2 separate regions of the Mus musculus genome follow, and region 1 is linked to region 2. The links are chromatin loops, found by intact Hi-C in ENCODE. Cell type or tissue: left cerebral cortex. All regions are shown on one strand. Links, peaks and the distances in the headings refer to the core of each region. The heading gives the core; the rest is flanking DNA. Region 1 overlaps Arhgap17 (Rho GTPase activating protein 17). Region 2 holds the start of Tnrc6a (trinucleotide repeat containing 6a).

Region 1 (9,945 bases), core at 3,883-7,882, 240 kb after region 2:
GCATTTTTATAATTAGTGATTAATGTGGGAAGTCCCACCCAGTCCATTGTGAGCTAGTGGTCCTGGGTTCTATAAAAAAGTCAGCCGAGCAAGCCATGATAAGCAAACCAGTAGGCAGCACCCTCCATAGCCTATGCATCAGCTCCTACCTCCAGGTTCCTATCCTGTCTGAGTTCCCTGTCCTGGCTTCCATCAATGATGGACTGTGATGTGGAAGTCTAAGCTAAATAAACCTTTTCCTCCCCGACTTGCTTTTGTGTGTGTGTGTGGGGGGGGGGGGGGTTGTTGTAGCAACAGAAACCCCAAGTAAGACAGGAGTCAAGCATTCCTCATCATGTTTCTGCAGCCAGGTCTTCACAGGCCTGCCACACAAGAATACCGCCAATAAGAATACAGCAACACATTATCTTGGAGCCTGAACAGTAGGATAGAAATCATGGGAAGAGGTCACTGCACAATGGTATGTTCTATGGTCTCAACCACTCTGAAAAGTGAGACACAAGGATCATGCAGGGAGTGCAGCTCAAAGCCAGCCTGGGGAGCAGCAACTCTGCTTCCAAAAGGAGGGGGGGGGGGAGAGAGGAGAGGAGAGGAGAGGAAGAAAGGAGGAAAAATGAAACAATAAAAAAGTAGAACAGACATAGATAGTGTATACACACACACACACACACACACACACACACACACACACACTAATAAACCAAAGATATAATAAAATGACCAGTTGTAACCAGTCAATTATACACAACACATTAATATCACCCAGGTTAACCAATAAAAGTAGTTAGGTTCTCAAGAATAGGAAAACACTTGGGAGGCACATAAAAGTCTGTGTACATAAAAAGAAGTGCTGTGCCCAATCTCCCTATGGCCCCAGAAGATCTGCATCTACCAAATCTCCCTGAGGCTCCCCCACAGATAACCACATCAGACAAACCAAACCATGCACTCGTGGCAAATAAATTAATTTACTTTTGTACTAATAGGGCATAACATGAAGGTACCCAAAAAATATTACTACCAATTTATTTATTTTATTTTTCAATCAAGCTGTCACTATATAGCTTAGGCTGCCTGGAATTCACCATCTTCCTTTTCCTGGCCCCCATGTTCTGGGATTCTGGCATGTGCCACCTCACCTGGCCCAATTAATATTTTAATGAATGAGTCTCCAAACAGTCAGAATTATAAGTTTTCCCTCAAAGTTAGAAAAAAAGCAATCTCAATATCCCCTTTTAAACAAAAATGGGGGGAGCCTAAAATTTTAAAAAAACCTGATCACATAAAAAGGACTGGATAATTGCAGATTAAAAATCTATACACCAAAAAAAAAAAAAAAAATCCAAATTGACTATCTGACTATGTAGTGGCGTGGAAGAATTTTATATATATATAAAAAAATCTATACACCAGATTAGAACCATCAGTTACTGAGGCAGTGCAGAACTGGCACTCACACATGTGCAGACCTGAAGCAGTGGGAGCACGGAGGGAAGGCGGAAGACACAAGAACACAGAGGAAAGAGGATTATAAACACAGCAGATGGAGAGTCACTCTCTTTCAGCAATGAGCAGCCAACCGTGACACGTCCTCAGTTCTTCCTGGGCTTCTTCTGCAGCTTGGTCACTGTAGTCCTGGTTCCCCTCAGTCTAGGCGCCATCACTTAGGTCTGTCTATCTTCCCCTCTAAGCCTAGCGCCACAGCTTCCTAACCACTCTCCCAACACATCCGAGACACACCTGCTCCCAGACTGCAAGCCCAAAGCATCTTCACTTTCTTAGCTTCCTTCCACACAGGACCCCCAAATCTGATTGTGGCAGTCTGCAAATCATGGAAATCATAATTGATCTCTTCGAATTGGAAAAGAAAATTAATGATAGGCTGCAAATAGGCAAAAGCCACCAATACTGCTGTCTCTAGCAGTGGGTGGTAGTGGTTAAAGACTGTATTTTAATCTTGATATCTGGGAATTCAGGGGATGTCATTGGTACATTATTAAGTCTTAATACCCAAAATGCAAACACAATAAGAGTACTACAATGGTCTGAATAAGAGACATATAAACCTGCTCAAAACAGGTTTTATTTATGAGTCCCCACCCACCATGGAAGGACTGTGGGCAGTTAATGGCTGCTAGTGGAGGGGGCATCATTCTTTATTACCTGTTTCCTTCACACACAAACAACCGTAACTAAACTCAGGGGCCATAAACAAAAGTCATGAATGTAGGGGCGGGGCTTATTGAAAAGAGGGAGTTCATCGGGAGAGGAAGAAAGATGAGGAAGGGCAATGGGAGTAAAAATGACCCAAAATCCATTATACTCATGTATGATTACCAAGGAATTTTTAATGAAAAAAATCTAAAAAAATATAAGTGGATGATAAATACAATAACACAACAGAATTTCAATTTGCAACCAAATTTCTCTTTGGAGGAAAGATGCTTATCAGTTAATACCAAGTAAAGAAAATTAGGCACACCAATTCTAACATTTCTGCAAGCTAAACTCTATACTAACTGATAGTGCATGCCAACCACCATCCTCTGCACAAGTGACCTGAAAATGAAAGTGCTGGAGAGGGCCGTCCCCACCAAGAAGGCTGGAGGGCTGTCCCCTGTTAAGAAGGCTGGAGAGGACTGTCCCCACTAAGAAGCAGACCCGGCTGTCTGTCTGATTTATAAACAGAAGAAGATATTAAAGTAAAGGATAGAAAATACAGAGTGCCATGTCCCTTACGGTTATTTCTGTCCTGTTGCAACTCTGTTGTCACCTAGTGGCTCCAGCAGCTTGTCACGTGATGCCCACGTGCTCTGTATCTAGAGAAGCCCTAACTGAACACATTCCCCTGCCCCCCAGCACATGTCAGAGACCCCTGTACTACACAGAACACCTTGAATCCTAGCAGTCCCAGGTGCCATGAGTGGAATACTCGGTGTATTCCCCCAGGTCTGGCTGCACTTCAGCCCATATATCTGCAAGTATCCAATGACCGTGTGAAATCCAAGCTGGTGAATTTCTAATGTCTACGCTGACAGGTGACAATTAGTTGGGAGACTCTCCACGCACCTCTCAACGTTTGCTGAATGAATACTTGTGTTCACCTGAGTCCCTCTTGACGGGCTCCAGGACTTATGGGTTCAAGCATCTATGAAGCAGACGTCTGATCAACTCATGTGAAAGAATGTGAGAAACTAGAGAAGAAATGCTAATGAAACATTAAAGGAGAGATCAAATGGATGTCGAGCCCAGAAGGCATCTCTGATAAGGCAGACACCTAAAAAGGAAAACTGTGGGAAGGGAGTGGAAGAGAGAGACTTCTTAGGATAATTACTACCCAATAACAATACAACCACAAACTTGCAATCAACAACAGGGTGTGACCCAGGGTCACCAACCCTTATAGCTGATGGAAAGGGGACTGGACACTGCTTTCACGTCAAACGTGATCTCACTTCATTTGACACAGGTTTTCCGTGGCTCTGTCCTATCTCCTAGAATTTCTCTTAGACTCATATTAGTCCAGAACACGTTACTCCACACAATTCACTGCAGTGCTCCTTGAGCCAGCAAAACAAGTTGTAAGACAATCTTCCGTCCAGGTGAGAACTGAGAGGCTGACTAAGGTGACAGGAAAGACGGACGTCCATCGAGAACAGAAAGCACATGAAAGGATAAGAGAAAGCTGGGGACGGTGACAGCAGGGTTCAAAATGTGGGGGAGAAACAGGACTTGTAAAATGGCTGGGGGAACCCCAGCTGGTGACATTTGCATCCATGGGAAAGGAAAATAAATTTTTGTTCTGTTTTAAGGTTGTTGGGGACAGAACCCTTGAACTCACAAGTACTCCACTAGTGAGCTATATCCCTAGCCCAGCAAATTCACTGTCAACTCTTGGGGTTCTATGGGCCACCCAGCTCACCTTTCTAGTTATTCACCCCTACTACTGTAGTATGTGACTGTGTGAGTTGCAAAAAGCCTTTGACAAAACAAGATGGGTAAGATTCAGACCATAAGCAAAAGTCTAGTGATCCATGGTTTAGGGAAGTGAAGAACATGAGGCAAATTTAAGGATGACGGCCATGAGTTCAATGTCTGCAGCACACTTAGTGAGAGATGTTCAAGACTAAGATGGGGGTATCACCTAGGAGTGGAGTCATACAGGACCAGAGCATGAAACTGCGAATCATCACCCAAGAGGTGAGGGTTGCTGGGCTGAGATCACCTAGGGGAGGGGTTTGGGAAGAGAAGAGACCAACAGTGCTTTGGGGGAGAAATTGCTTCTGATCCGAACAGATTTTTTCCTTTATCACTATTCCCTAAAATATACAGCATAACATTTATACAGTATTTACAATATATTAGTTATGGTAAGCAACCTAGAGATGATTTAAAGTATGCAGAACAACTTCAATGGCTATGTGCACACACTATGACATTTTATATGAGACCTGAGCATTTGAGAATTTTCACATCTGTAGGTGTCCAGAAACAAATATACAAGGAGTGTGCAATGTACAACCATTAAGGTCTGGGAAAGAATGAATAGCATAGCACAACCTTTTTTAAGTCATCCTTTTTAAGAACAGGGCTCCTCTTGTTGGTAATGGTGGGGCAAGCCTTTAGTCCCAGCACTTGGAAGGCAGAGGCAGGCTGATCTCTGTGAGTTTGAGGCCATTCTGGTGTACATACAGAGTTCCAGGACATAGAGAAACCCTGTCTCAAAAAAGTCGGGAGGGGGCTCCCCGACTTTAAAGGTTTATCTATTTTTATTTTATGTGTAGGACTGCTTTGCCTAAACATATGCATGTACATCATGTATGTGCTGTGCCTCTGAAGGCCAGAAGGCAGCCCTGGGCCCTCTGGAACTTGAATACAGACAGCTGTGAGTGGACATTCTGATGCTGGGAACCCAGTCCTCTGGAAGAGCACAAATAATCTTAAGGTATGAGCCATCTTTCCAGCGCTCTTTTTAAAGGAGGGCTTCCATTTCCTTTTCTAAGGTAAATAACTTTGAGTTCAGCTGGTAGTGGTAGATTAAAAGGAAACTCTCCAATTGGCTAGAAAGTAAGGCAGTTCTAAAATAAAATACCTACCAACTTTCTTTTCTTCTTAGTATAAGCTACCGTGTATGCAAAAAGTAGCATAATATGTAAGAAAACAAAACAAATAATGACAAAACAAATTAGCCATCTACATCTTAAGGAGTAGCCTAATCCTAACTCCACAGGCAACAACCTTTCATGCCACAAGCATTAGTCTCTGAGCTAGAGGTCAAGGCAGACAGCCCAAGGCCAGATAAAGTTTGCAGATATGTTTTCTTTGGCCTACATGGATGGAATTGTTTTCATTTTCGTTGCTAACATTTAAGTATCATAAAACTTTGCAGGAAAATCAGCCTTCTGGAGCATCATTAGAAATGGGAGATGTGGGGCTCAGAGATGGTTCAGCTGGTTACAACACTTGCTGTGCTTGCAGAGGACCTGGGTTCAGTTCCCAGAACCCACGTGATGACTCACTGCCATCGGTAACTCCAGCTCCAGGGATCTGATGCCTGTTCTGACCTCCACAGACTCATGCATGCATGTGGTGCACATTGACACGCACAGGCACATACACTTACACAATATATGGATGAGTATGTGTGTCCCTCTTTTTAAAAACAGGGAGTTGTGGCTAAACCATATGCTTATTCTCCAAGGCAACAAGTGGCTAGAGCTGTAAGCAGCCCCCCTGTAAATGGATGTGTTCAACAGCCCCCACCACTCCCCAGCCTCACACCCGCCTCTCACCTCAATTCTTTATCTGTCCTGCAACTTGAGTGTGTGAGCCTTGCTCATACATAGTTTCAATCTCTTGGAGTATGGGAAACATTATTTGAAATAAAAGATTTATAGACAATCATATAGGTACATTACTAAAACGAAAATAGATCCACAATCCTTTTTCCTGGGGGGTGGGGAGGACAAATATAAAAATAAGCTTGAAGCCCACTGACTATAAACTTGGCCTGTGATGGCAATAACATACTGTGCATGGATGGCTACATTTTTATGTATCCTTTGGGGTAATTATATGCACATGTTTTGCTACAGAAATAACATGCTGGGTGTGAAGAGCTGTTAGGCAGATTCAGTTGGAGGTTACCTGTAACACCGGCAAATACACACAAAAGTTTTGAATTCTGAAACTCATCTGAAGCTGATACATCCTTGTCATCAAAGCACATGGGAGGCTAGACAGGAGTATCATGAGTTCAAGGCCACCCGGGCCTATACAGCAAGACCCCGTCATCAAAACAAAGATCTCAGGGGCTCCACATCTGGAACCACAGGTCTTTCTGCCTTCAGGAAATTACATAAACAGTCAGTAGATGGAGTGCCATAACATGTTTCAATGGATTTTTACTTGGTTACCATGGTATCCACCTACGTTAGAACGATACATCCAAAATATTCCATAGTCTGGCATGGTACACCCTTCCTTACAACAACAAACCATGAAGGGTTCTCCCCAGCACCAGAACTTCTGTCACCAGATGACTCACAACAGTGTCCCATGTTACCTTCATAAATAAAGATGATCTAGGCGACCGAATCCTTCTGGGGCTGGTGTTTAATTCTCCGGCACCCGGGCGGGGGGAGGGGGTGTGGATTTTTATATACCTGTAAATAAGCTGTTTGAGATTCTAGAATTCTACAACCTGCCACTCACCCAAGGTGGCCTCAGAAAGCCTAAGAAGATGCTCAGATAGAGATCCTTTCCCTAGCCTGCTGTATCAGAGGCTAGATGGAAGCCACTGGGCTTGGGACCTCGCTTTCCTCAGACGCTTTGTTCAGAGATCTCTGGGGAAAGGTAGAGCAAACCCCACGTGTGGGAAGACGCTTGTTAAGTCAGTGAGGACTACACAGTGTTCCCACAGGCAAAGCAAGGAGCTGGTATGTGACAGGCATGCCCAGGTAATGAATGCTGCCTCACGGAGAAGTTTTATACAACATGGTACCAGGGGTATACCATGGTACTGTGACATCAGCAGGCAGCCATGCACTTCGACTGCAAACTCCTACTGCTGTAATGGACAGCTACCTCTGCTCCTAGACAGAGTCCTAAGATCTCGATGATCAGGAAGAGGTCAGCAAGGGATATAAAGAGATAAAACCCATTAGCCATGGACTGCACACACAGGGAGCCGATGACCATCCCCAATGGGAAAGCTGTGGCTTGCTTCAGGACCTGTACTGGACAGGGATATCAGATCCTGACAGAATTTCCAAGATTCTTCTAGAAAAAGCATGAGTTCCATATTTTTCAGATGACAAGTACTAATTTTTTAAAGTGACAATAAATGTACAAGCATCGAATAATACAAAAAGAATACATCTGTGACCTGCAAGCCAACAGTGCATGTTTGGCTGTGACCACTCATATGTCCAGAGAATATATGATTTAAAGAGGACTAAGTCAGGATTCTAAACCTCGGCACAAATGTGGCTGGTGCTGTATAATTCTTTGTTGTTGGCACTGTTCAGCACGCATGTCAGCAAAAGATGCCAGCAGCAACTCCCGCCCCACCTACCCAAATTATGACCATCAAGAAGGCTGGAATGTGGCTCTGTGATAGAGCATCTGTCCTAAGAAAGGCATCTAGATACCGCCTAGGGTCCCCTGAGGAAACACAGCCTCAGGTAGCAAGCCCGCTATTACAGTAACACCCAACTCACAGCTCCCAAGATTTGATGGAGGCAGCACTAAAAATGAATCAAATACCATGCATGTCTGCTTTGAGGTCAGAACCTGGTTTGGATCCACAACTCTGTCATGTTCCAGCTCTGTGACCTCTCTGATCTCTGGCTTCCTTATTGTTCAATTAGGAATAAACAACACCACCCCAGAGCTGCCCGGAGAATGCTGTGAGTTCCTTATGAGAAGTGCATCAGCTTAATGATCACGGAAGATGTTCAAGACATTTGTTCATAAACACGCCACCTTTCCTGGTGAAGAGTTCTGTGGTTAGAAATATATGGGCTGCAGAGGCGGAAGGCCCACACCATGTCCTGTGTGGGTCACCGAGTAGATGTGCCAGCCTGGCAAATCATTTGTCCTTCTTCATAAAATATAAATGGTAGTCACTGTGGGTGAGAACCAGGCCAGGTGCTGAGGCACAGCCCTTGGTAAGACACGCCGCTGTAGAAAGGCGAGATGATTACTGTGTCCCTATGAAAGATCTCAGCAGTGAGAATGAGCTCTCCACAGAGCCAGAGAACCAATGGCACCATGGGGTCAGGTAAAGAAGGAATCAGGAAGTGGAAACTTGCAGGTCCTCTCAGATAAGCAGTTGCCAACACAGCCACAGACCACATCTAGCCTCAAAAATTTTTGAGTAGTGTAATGTTGTAATACTGCTGTGCTTGCTTGAGTTAAATATCAGCTAATGTTCCCTTAAATTTACATTTTAGGCACTCCAGAGGTTGGGACCCATTATTAGAACATGGCCCTTCAGGTTCTCTGTGGTCCTTCCCTGGACCTTGACTTGCCAAATGAAAGCACTCAGAACAACTCCTGAGACTCTCAGGGCAGACTCTCTGCCAGGGATGTACTCCTGACCCACAGCAGCTCCTAACTTCACACTCCTTATCCTCCTGTCCAGTCTCCTCTATCCAGACAACACTTGCCCACCATCACCCCTGACTCCCTGCTGCACCATCTGCCCTCTCTAGATTATCTGAAGCCAAGAGTGAGAGAATGCTTCTCCTTTTCCACAACCAGACTGCAAAAGCTCAGCAGGGCTTTTCTTGCTTAACTGATCGGTGTCTGCCCATTCTCCTTCTGCTGGTAATAGTGCCCCAGTTTACCGTAGGGAACCAGCACTCCTCCACTCTCTATTTGGGTGGGGTTGAGTCCATTTCATTTCCCATGAAAGGCATGTGACCCAGAAACAAGAGCCAATCCGGGGACTTTGGCCACAGTCACACAGTATTCTTTTCCTCTGAGACTTGCGCTGAGGATAATGGAAATCTGTGAACACGGTTTGTCTAAAGAGTGAACCATCCAGAATGCCCTCAGATCCAGCACTGGGAAGGCTGGGGCAGGAGGACTGGGAATTCTGGGCCATACAGTGAGATTGTCTCAAACAAAAGCCGTCCTATGCCTAGACTCCTGCTCACAGGCCAACGAATTCTTTTCTGCTCGGGTACCTTGAATTATGTTTTTTTTCTTCACCAGAAGAGACCTAATTGGTATCAGCAAGTCTGAAAGAAGTTGGAGAGGGCAAGAGAGCACAGGCCCTGCTCACACCTCCCAAGAGCAGCTGTTCTGAGCGTCTCCGTGCAGTGGCAGGCAGGCTCTCCTCCGTGCACTGCCATCCTTCTGCAAGTGCTTATTTTATGTGTATAATGACTTGGGGTTTGCCCATCTCCTCCATGTATCTACTGGGAAGCTCCAGGGCAGAGATCTCGTTTGTATTCTTGGTCTTTGATTCTTTAATATCGCACAGTGGTGTACAGTGTAGCCTCACTCAGTGCTCACTGAATATGAGACTCAACAAAGAGCAGGTGACAAAAACATCCACCCCACTACATTGCCCACACTGTGAGACCACCCCATAAGCCTTGCCCACAGACTCATCCATCCACCCTCTGCACACAAAGTGCATCATGTTAGCTCATCCTTTCTAGGCATTACTAATCCTCAACCATGCCAGGCCCATGAAACTTCTCGGGGGAATTACTCACGAGCATTCCATCCTAGCGAAATTCCTCACGGCAAGATAGCACCTAGAACTCCACAAACTGATAACTGTAGTCGATTACACAGATAAACTCCTCCTCTATCCAGATCACAGCTGGGAGAAATCTGTGCTAGAAAAGCATTCTTCTTTGCCCAAAGACACCCACGATCTGCTTCTGATGGGAGTGTACCAACCATCTGGCTCACTGAATAATAATT
Region 2 (9,945 bases), core at 3,258-7,257:
AGGTAATCACAGGAATTGGGCAGAAACAAAGGCAAAACATTATAGGAAAGATTCTGTCTTAATTTGCCTTCTATCACTGTGATGAACACCATACTGACAAGCAAATTGGGGAGGAGAGGGTTTATCAGCTTACAGTTCATAGTTCATCATATAGGAAAATCAGAGCAGGAACTCAAGGCAAGAACCTAGAGGCAGAAACTAAAGCAGAGACATAGAGGAGTGTGCTGCTTACTGGCTTGCTCCCCATGGCTTGTAGCATGCTTTCTCATACAACCTGGGATGGCCTCTAAAGAGCTTCCATATCAACTATTAATCAAGAAAATGCCTATAGAGTTGCCTACAGCAATTTGATGGGGGCATTTTCTCAGATGACTCCATCTTGTATCAGTTTAACAAAGAACCTAACCAAAGTTGATCCTGTGTGTGTGTGTGTGTGTGTGTGTGTGTGTGTGTGTGTGTGTGTTATAGATCACTAGAACTCAGGAGAGAGAGATAGGCAGATTTCTGAGTTTGAGTCCAGTCTGGCCTACATAGGCTAGCCAAGGATATAGAGTAAGACCCCCATCTCAAATAAATTAAAATGTAAAAATTACTAGCATTTATTTGTTATTCTTCATTTTGCAATTTGTAATTTTTTTCCAAAAAATGTTTATAGGGTGTTCATAAAATTAAGAACACCAAAAGAAGAAAAATGCAAAACAGACGTTAACATGCTGGCTAGTTCCTTTCTGGGCATTCATCCACTCATTAGCTAACTACAACACACATTTCTCCTAGAGCAGAAGCAGACAATCACAGAGCTTGTTTCATGGGAGAGACTGGAGCAGGTTTAAACCAGTTAAAGGACTTAGAATAGAAAAGGGCAAAAGAAGGTTGTCTGCAGAGCGAGTTTTCTGAGAAAGTAAAAGGGAGTAGATTTTAAGTAGAGGAGAAATGTGCAGATTACTAGCATTATATGCACCGAATATGTATGTACCTATGTGCATTATAATATCTTAATGCATTATATTGCAGCATCCCCCTTTGGGTATGTATCTTATTGTATTTACAATCAGGTATGTGTCTATATTGTAATTTAAGAAAATAATTGTAATAATTGTATCTTCATGTATTATATTACTGTATCTTATTTTATCTACATGTAGACTTACATACTTTACCTACAGACATGTATCTTACAGTGTTCACATGTAAGAATTTTTGGGTGTTCACATGTCTTTCTGAGAACTAGTATGGCATCTGCGTTTCCATTCTTTTATTGTAACCAAGACCCCAGGTATTGCAAGTAGCTGCGTTTAATGCCACCTCATAGCATTAGATGTCGTAGCTGGCTACAGTTATTCAACCTTTCCTGTGCATTTGAGTTAATATCTTGATTGTGAAGTACTTAAAAGTGATACCCAAATGGTTATTTCTTGAGCAGAGAAATTCGTGCAAGTGGAATTGCTGAGTCAAGGGTGTGTAAAAATTTGAGGCACAAAAATAAAAAAAATGAAACTTCTGGGATGCATTCTTCACCTGGGAAGAGGCACAAATCGAGAGGTTAAATAAATGTGGCTGAAGGTCAAAAGTAATTAGATGTGGGTGAATTTAAAAAACGGCGCGGGCTAGTCTGGCAGCGGCAGGGGTGGAATTTGCGGTTTGCTGGATTTTTTTTTTTTTTTTTTTTTTAAAGGCGTGTTTCTGTAAGGGAGGGGCCGGGCCGAGGGGAAGGAAACTTGTGTCGCAGTAAAGAAGGAGGAGGGGATGGTCCGAGGCAAGCCCGAGCCAGCCTCGGCGAAAAAGGCCGCGCTCCGCTCTTGCCAGGCCCCAGAGCCGCTCGTGGGGAACCTCGGAGTTCCCCGACAGCTCCGGCGAAGTCCTGGACGCGTCAGACAGTTGTCAAGTGGCTGCCTCGTCCGGCAGGCCTAGTTGCTAGGACCTCCATCTTGGGGCTCCCGGGCCACGGCGCCCCCGGAAGGGGTTGCGAGTGGGGCATTCACTTCCGGTCTGGGGCCTGCGGCGGCAGCGGTGGCGGCGGCGGCGGCGGCGGCAGCGGGACGGTGTAGAAAATGGCGCTGGTGCAGCGGCTCGGGCCTGTCCCCGCGGCGCTGCGGAGGGCTTGAGGCTCGCGAGCCTCGTTCCCCGCGCCTCACGCGCTAGTGCACTTTACACACATGAGGTGAGCGGACCGGAGGGGAGGCTCGCTCGGGGGGCCAGGAGCCAGCCTCCGGCGCTGCCGCAGGACCCCCTCGGGCTGATGGGCGGCGGCGCGGGGCAGTCCCCGGGGGGACGCGGGCGTGGGCGGGAGTCCCGGGCGGTCCGGGAAGCTTGGTCCGGCGCGGGCTACGGCTCTGGGCTCGGTCGCCCTGGGCTCGGCGGCCCGCAGCGCTGCAGCCCGCAGCCCCGCCCCTCCCCCACCGCGCGGGCGCTCTGCCGCAGCAGCTCCGTTTTCACGCGCATCCCCTCCCCCCGTTTTTTTTTTTTTTTTGTGTTTGTTTTTGTTTGCTATTTCAGAGAATTGGAAGCTAAAGCTACCAAAGACGTAGAGAGAAATCTTAGCAGGTAAGATGGGCGAGCCTTCGGTCTCCCGCCCCTTTATAATCGTGTGTTTCCACTCTGCTTCGCTCTTCCTGGGTTTACGGACCCCCCCCCCCCAACCTCCACCCCCACCCCCCAACCCCGTGTCATTTGCTTTCGCACTCACGGAACAGACATTCGGGAGAAACGGCCTCAGGGAATATTGCATGGGGGGGGCATTGCAGGGAGACGCGTAATTACGAGTGTGTTCGTTCTTAAAAAGAAAAGCAAAAGGCAGTTCTTGTAAACTTAGTTAAAGCATTCTCACCCTTTTAGAATTTAATTAGGGGACTTGTGCATTAATTACTATTGTAAATGGTTGCAGGCATTGTGTGACTCATGATTGAGGCGGCCCTTATGGCGGGCTGTCAAACTGTTTTGGCTTCCCCGTTATTACTTTGTAGCTAAATTGTTGCCTTTATAAAAAGATACTATGTGTTCACATTTTTTCCTCTCTGTCTCTGCACATTGTAGTCAGGCGGATTCTGTTGCATTGGAAACAGTTTTGTCCTTGAACTTCATGAAGCATAAACTGCGTTTTGTTTTCCTTTGAAACTACATTTTAGTCTGTGTTCAGTGTGTGCTCTTTTTATCAGTTGGGAAAGTAATTAAAAATTGTTACCAGTAAGTGATTATCACTTCTGCTGGGTCTGAGTGCTTTTGCACTGGTAACTGGTAAGCATCAAATACTACCTCAAAAGAGAAGTGGGGTTTTTTTTTGTTTGTTTGTTTGGTTAGGTTTTGTTTGTTTGTTTGTTTTTTTGTCTCCTACCCCGAAGTAATGCATTTCTGGAAAACGTTTAGTTCTATTGAGCTGTAATTTCTAAATTATCAGAGAATTGTACTATACTTGACCCGTTTTCAGATCCACGTTTAAACAGACTTTTCCTTTACCTATTTGTTTTTGCATCATATTTAGACACTCAGAAACTTACAGATTAATACAGTAAAAACAACTTCCATTTGTTTTAGGTCTTAATATGGCTTACGTTTGTTTACTGGAAGTTCTAGGCTTATGTTGGGGTTATTAGCACACTTGTAATTGCACAAGTATTTTTCACCATGTAGAATTAATTGTTCCAAATTTCTGGCTTTTTGATTTTATAAATGTTAATCTGTTGGGGTGACTGTTACAGAATCTGTTCTCTTGGCAAAGAAACAGTATTGGCTTACCCATTAAGGGGTTTTTCTGGAACTCTAAATAATTATGGAATCATTTAAAGGGACCTTAAGAGCTGATACCAGTGGCTAAATGTCAGCTGGATGTTTAAACAAGTTATATTGTGAAAAGCAGGAAAGAAAGAATAAGATACAGAACCGAACGAAATAGATTGAATTATTGAGATGTAATTTTTAGTAATAGTATAGGTTTTGGATCTTTTTCTCCTTTCAATTTTTCTGTGAGGGTACCTAGAATTTAGGTAAACATTGTAACACAAGCATGATTTTCCACTTCATTATGATTGGACAGAACTTGGAATCTCTTCTCTTGGCCTCGTTTGAATTCCAGCTCTGCCACTTAAAATGACCTTGACTCTTGGCAGGTCACTTAGCCTCTGTCTAATCTATGAAACGAGAGGCTTGGGCCATCTTAGTTACTAAGGTCTGTTAGACCCCCTTAGGTCAGTGTCCACAGAGGGCATGTACAATTAGGTGGGAGAGCTCTCATATATACTTAAATAACGGTGGTACAAGGTAGTTGATGGAAGGGTCGAGAGGAGATGTCATTTCATTCTCCTGCTTGAGGAGATTCATTCATAAGATCATTAGGTATGAAAAAGAAATATATAAACAGTTTAAGGCAGAACGTCCAGTGAGGTGGGACCAGTTCTTTTTGTTTAAAGTTAAGGTGCTTTGAGTAGGAGGAAGGTGATTAGATTAGATTAGATTAGATTAGATGGGCACCTGCTTTATTTTTCCCGAGTTTGAAAGTATCACTCTTTATCCATTACTACCCTGCTCAGGAAGTCATGGTTGGTAGTATTCACCCTAGTAAACTGAGTATTTTCTGGGAACCAGTATCATCTGCCTGGTATACCCATCTAAAGACTTTGTATACCTCCTTATTCTTGAGTGTCTGGGTGAACTAGGTGTTCTTAGTTCTTGTGCTTTACATATAAGAGGCTTGAGGTATGTGCTGAGTTTAAAGTCTGACCGTTAGTAATTTCAGGAGCCATCAGTTTTCATGCTGTGTTTAAACTCTTTACTGAAGGTAAGGTGCTGCACTTTGAAAAACTGCAAAATTTCTTTTAGGAAATAGAACCTACAACTGCATGCAGTATGCTTATCTTGGAGTTTCTCACCATGGACACATTTTGGACCAGCTAATTAATTATTTGAAGACTGTCTTTTATAGTGCAGGATGTCCACTGTTACCAGGAGTACCCTCTACTCAGTATTTGTAATGATCAGCATGTTTTCAGTTTCTGAGAAAGGTCCATCGGGAATGGAAGGTAGGGATGTGGATAGCATTGTTGGAGATCTTGGTTCAGGGTTTGAATATGAAAAGTTCTAAATATGTAAATAATTCATCAGGAATCTTTTTGTATCATGGAAGCCCAGCGAACACTAGTGTGTGTGTGTCTAGCTTAGAAGCTCTGTTCTGTGTGGGCCAGAGTTGGGCTGGCATTCTTCTTTTCTGTGGTAAGTAGCAAGTCCTTACCAAGGCAGTGCCAGGTGTCAAACACAGTGGCATGAGGGATGCATTTAGCTAGCTTTTTAAATTAATTGTTGGCCTTTAGAATTGCCTCGTTCTGTCAGTACCATGAACATTCAAGAGAGGGAGCTGTAATGCTTAGATGAGGGTGACTGCCACTGGAGTGGACTAAGGAAGAAAAGACTCAAACCTAGTAAGCACACAGGGATTTTGTGTGCAGAGATAGCAAGCAGTTAACCAGACAGTCTTAAGACATGGTGTGTGGAGGTCTTTTACTCTAAGGCTGAAAACTTATATACATAGTCTAAGGAGCCACTGCCCACCTCCTGGTAGGATAGCACTGTGATAGGAAACTCTTTAAGGCTGGAGATTGTGACCAGGTATAATTGTTGGCAGTAGTTCTCTAGGTGAAAGCTGATAAGGATTTGCATGAAAGTGTTGGTAGAGAAAAGTAAGTATGAGCGGATCCTGGCATTTCAAAGTAGGTTAGTTGTGAGAGGAGTTCACATAGCTAAGATTCTCCATTTAGGATAAAGGAGAGATCGACCCAGTCTCAGAGTAAAATAGAAGTTTGTATGAGGAGAAACAATATTGGTAAAAATTGCCAGTTTAGAGGGGAAACAGAAACCTTCCATTAACTAGTACAATTTAGTTGATGCAAAACAACTTCTAAAAAAATAAGTTTGTCTGTATGAGTGTTTTGCCTGCAGGAATATCAGTGCACACATTGGTCCCAGTGTACAATTGGTACTCATTGGAAGCCAGAAGAGGGTGTCAGATCCTCTGGAAGTGGTGTTACAGGTTGTTTAAACTGCCGTGTGGCTGCTGGAATTTGAACTGCAGCCAGTGCTCTTAACTGAGGAGCCATCCCTCCAGTCCCCAACTGTTGTAATTTTTGAAAGTATTTTTAGAGGCTAAGCTACAAAATTACTGAATATTCAGAGCTGGACCTTAAGGTAGATATCAGCTGGTATCATTTTTTTCAAGTGAGAAAATTCTGATTGAGAGACAGTCTTCAAATGAGAGAGCTGGGATTCCAACAAGCCTTCTCCAATTCAAGTGTTTTTTACTACCCATTAGATAAGATATAACATGTTTCTGCTTTCTTTCCAAAAACAACAATGATGTCAGTTTTTTCATGCACATTCTAATGATTCCTATAATTTAGGTATGTTGTATAAGTAGAAGTTAACATAATTTGTGATACTGATCCCAGCTCCCAAGTCAACTGTTAAATGGCCATTGTACAACAAATATTAAAGATGCTGTAAACCAAATAGCATCTAATGTGGGAAACTTTTGTTTGAACCATGAGTGTCTGGAGCAGAGGCAGTGTCGCAGGAAACCCAGGATAATAGGAGTGGCCAGGGTATACGTCTCTAGATAGGGTTGTCTCTTCTTGCCATCATCCTAATTTTGTTAGACTTTTCTGTTGCTTCCTCTGATGTAGCTTGCAGGATAGGCTTCTTCCTAGCTTAATTTAGAGATTATGTAGCAAATTAGTTGCTATTAAAAAATGCAGGCTGTGAACTTGAAACTGAGAATACTCTGGAAATTTGAATCTAAACATCATAAAAATAGTTTTGAATTTTGGCATATCAAATATATCTGAAAGTATAACTTGAAAGACAAAGTCTTTTGTAGTTTTATTTTATGACAACCCCAGGAATTTTGCCCATGATTGGAAATACTAAAACAGGGTATGTTACATATATGCCATTCAGTCTGAACTAATCTCACTCCAAGGAAAATCCATCTTCTATTTTTCACTTGTGGGCTGAAGAGATGAGTAGGCAGTTAAGAGCTCTTGTTGCACTTGCAGAGGACCCAAGTTCCATTCAAGTTCAGCACCCACATTGGCTGGTTCCCAAGCAGCTGTAACTCCAGTTCTGGGGGATCTGATATCCTCTTTTAGACTCCATGGGTGCTTGCACTCACACATGCACATACAAACATAATTAAAAATAAAGTTAGTCTTAACAAAAAGTCATTTCTAATCTTAAACAAAGCACCAAAACGAGTGTAGCACCGCTTCTTAGGAGTATGTTACTATGTTTGTTTTATCATTTATACCCCAGACCCCAAATACAGAAGTATGTTCATGCAGTACAGAGCCTCTTGTGCATGACGGTCGGCGACCACACATGGAGTGTGTAGCGTCCGTCCCCTCAGGGTGATCCGATCCAGACTTCTTACTCTTTCTGAGGCTTATTCAGCTCTTGCACTTGACGCTGGCCTACTTAGTGTTCCTGCATGTTAGGAAATGCTACGTAGTTTAAACTGAAACTCAGAGTATTATTAAATTTACAAAAATTGCAAATCCACTTTAAATTTGAAGGTGGTGATTGCTACCTTTTAAAGTGTTATTTTGAAGATAGCTTTCTTATTGATGGACATAAAAGTTGTTTTCAACCTTGATTAGTGATGCTCAAATAAACTTGGTAAGAAAATGAAACATTGGTTATGTTTGTAATGTGTATTCTGGCTTTGTGTTTGTTTTGCTTTTGAGACATTCTTACTATATTAGCTTGACCTGAAATTTGGGATTCTCCTGCCTTACAGTTCCCAGCTCAGAGATTATGAACTGCGACACCATGCCTGCTGTTTAAGCTAGTTTGGTCTTGTGGCTCTAGATAAGGCAATTATGCTGAGTTATAAGGAACCACAGGTGAAAAGAAGTACTTTGAAAAATTGAATATGTGTTTAAACAAAACAAAGCATAAAATCAACCCAGAACCTAACGGGATAAGGTATTTATCAGACTTTCAAAGATTTGGTGTGTGTTAGAGTGGCTGTCAGAAGAGTTAAACTGAGATTGAAGAGAGTAAAATGGACCTGAGGCAGGCTTTCTTTTAGTTTTAAAAGGATGGCCACAAACATAAATATAGTTAACAGTCCTATTTAAGACATCTTACTTGAAGCATCTTTTGCATCCTGTTTTGAGTTGGCTAGGCAGCAGAAATCCTAGCATTTCCTTTCTTGTAACCAGGGAGAAACATTTGCATTTTCGGCAGTAAGGCAGTAGTGTTAGATCACAATGACTCAGCTTCCCATTTTAAAGGAATGTTCAAAACCAATTGAAACCTAGTTGAAAAACGTTTATACTTTGAACCTTAAAAAATATTTTCTGCCAACAGCAGTTGATTGGATTTTGTATAATAACAAACAAGCCTGAGCCAGCCCACTTGTTTTGCTGCTCTTGCTAATGAATTGTAAGTCTGATAGCATTTACTGGGTAGTGTGCTGCAGTGATGCTGGGTGTTTTTTATACTGATGTGTTTTGTTGACTTTAGCCCCTTCTTTCTCCTGTGTCTCTGTTCCCCAAGAAACACATTTGTGGGCTAGCAGAAGGAAAGCTGGTGCTGCCTGCTGCCTAAATATACACTGATCTTAAGAGCATTGTAGCATGCCTGTTGTTAACTGCTGTAACAGAAGGGTGCAAGAGAAATGCATTCTCGCTGAATCCTCAAGCAGGTGTGAGGTGTGTACATGAGACTTAGTGGGAATGTGGCAGGTTGCTTGCTCATTTGGCTCTTTTGGGTCCCTTCTCCAGTGGGGTGCACCTCAGCTCTTCTGAGGTAGAAGCAATGGGGACCCAAATTCAAGGTTATCTTTAGCTACATACAGGTTCAAGGTCACCTGCTTGATGAGACCTTGTCACAAAAAGTATAAAAATGGAAAGGGACATGTGAATATTCTTGGTATTCCTGTAGGTTAGTATTTCAGGCCACAGTTGTAAGGCAACTACTGGAAACTTGTTCCTCAGTGACTATGAAACCAGAGCTTAAACTGTTCAGTACTGTCCTGCTTTTCATCTATTCTCAAATTCCTCTGAAGGGCCTCCCCCCATCACCGAGTCCCTACTGACTGGTCTTGAACTCACTCACTGTCCCTGCCTGAGTGTTGAGACTATGGGCACAGACTCAGCTTTTTAGTAATATCTTTATTAAGATCAAATCTCCATGCATGTGAAGTGTGTGACCTGTACATTCATCACCTCTGATTTCAGAGTGAGTTTATGCTCATATTCCAAACACCAACTATTTAGCAGTCACTGGTCATTTAGCCTGCCTTCCAGCTCCTGCCCTTCACTGATTGATTTTCTGTTTTGAGCATTTCTTTTTTTTTTTTTTTTTTTTTCTGAGGCAGGTTTTCTCTGTATAACCCTGGCTGTCCTGGAACTCATTTTGTAGACCAGGCTGGCCTCGAACTCAGAAATTCGCCTGCCTCTGCCTCCCAAGTGCTGGGATTAAAGGCGTGCGCCACATAACTATGGAATCATGCAATAGAATTCTTTAGTGTTTGTGTCTATCTTACTGTATTTTCAAGCTTTACTTGTATTGATTCATTGTAAGCACTTCATTCCTTTTAATGGGTGAAAGATCCCATCCCACTGCACAGATTTGCCATCTTGCATTTGCATAAATATGTGATTTATTTTTGTTTGTATTGCCAGGAATTGAACCCAGTGCTTCAAATAAATGCCAAGTGTGTGCTGCACTACTAAGCCATACTTCAGCACTGTGCTACTTTATTTATCTCCGAATCATTTAGTAGGCATTTCAGTTGTTTTCACTGAAGGACTGCATAATGCTGCCGCCGTTCACATTTGTGTGCTAGTATTTATATGGATGTGTTATGTTACTTCTGTTCAGTATCTCCGAAGTAATGAAATCGCGGGTTCTGTACAATAGCTGTAACTTGTTGAGGGGCTGCCGGACTGTGTACAA

Evidence for each region. A loop is a pair of places that touch in the nucleus more often than their neighbours do. Peaks named below come from ENCODE experiments on the same cell type or tissue, not always from the same donor. Only the 100,000 strongest peaks of a DNase experiment are listed, where the experiment ranks them.
Region 1: it touches region 2 in a loop (3-fold over the local background); 1 of 42 quality-filtered maps calls a loop at or near these places.

The regions. Positions count from the first base shown.
Region 1 is chr7:123,357,694-123,367,638 of GRCm38, forward strand. All of the region lies in intron 1 of Arhgap17 (Rho GTPase activating protein 17), which reads right to left. Among named protein-coding and RNA genes, the nearest start is that of Arhgap17, 7.2 kb to the right of the region's middle. In left cerebral cortex, for the core only: a CTCF peak has its summit at 6,355; a DNase peak (open chromatin) is centred at 6,474; H3K27ac peaks cover 1,266 bases.
Region 2 is chr7:123,122,172-123,132,116 of GRCm38, forward strand. It overlaps Tnrc6a (trinucleotide repeat containing 6a), which reads left to right and starts at 1,714. Exons shown (of 24, transcript NM_144925.3): 1 at 1,714-2,161; 2 at 2,497-2,544. The coding sequence starts at 2,157. In left cerebral cortex, for the core only: a CTCF peak has its summit at 5,340; DNase peaks (open chromatin) are centred at 5,375 and 7,055; H3K4me3 peaks cover 460 bases; H3K27ac peaks cover 358 bases.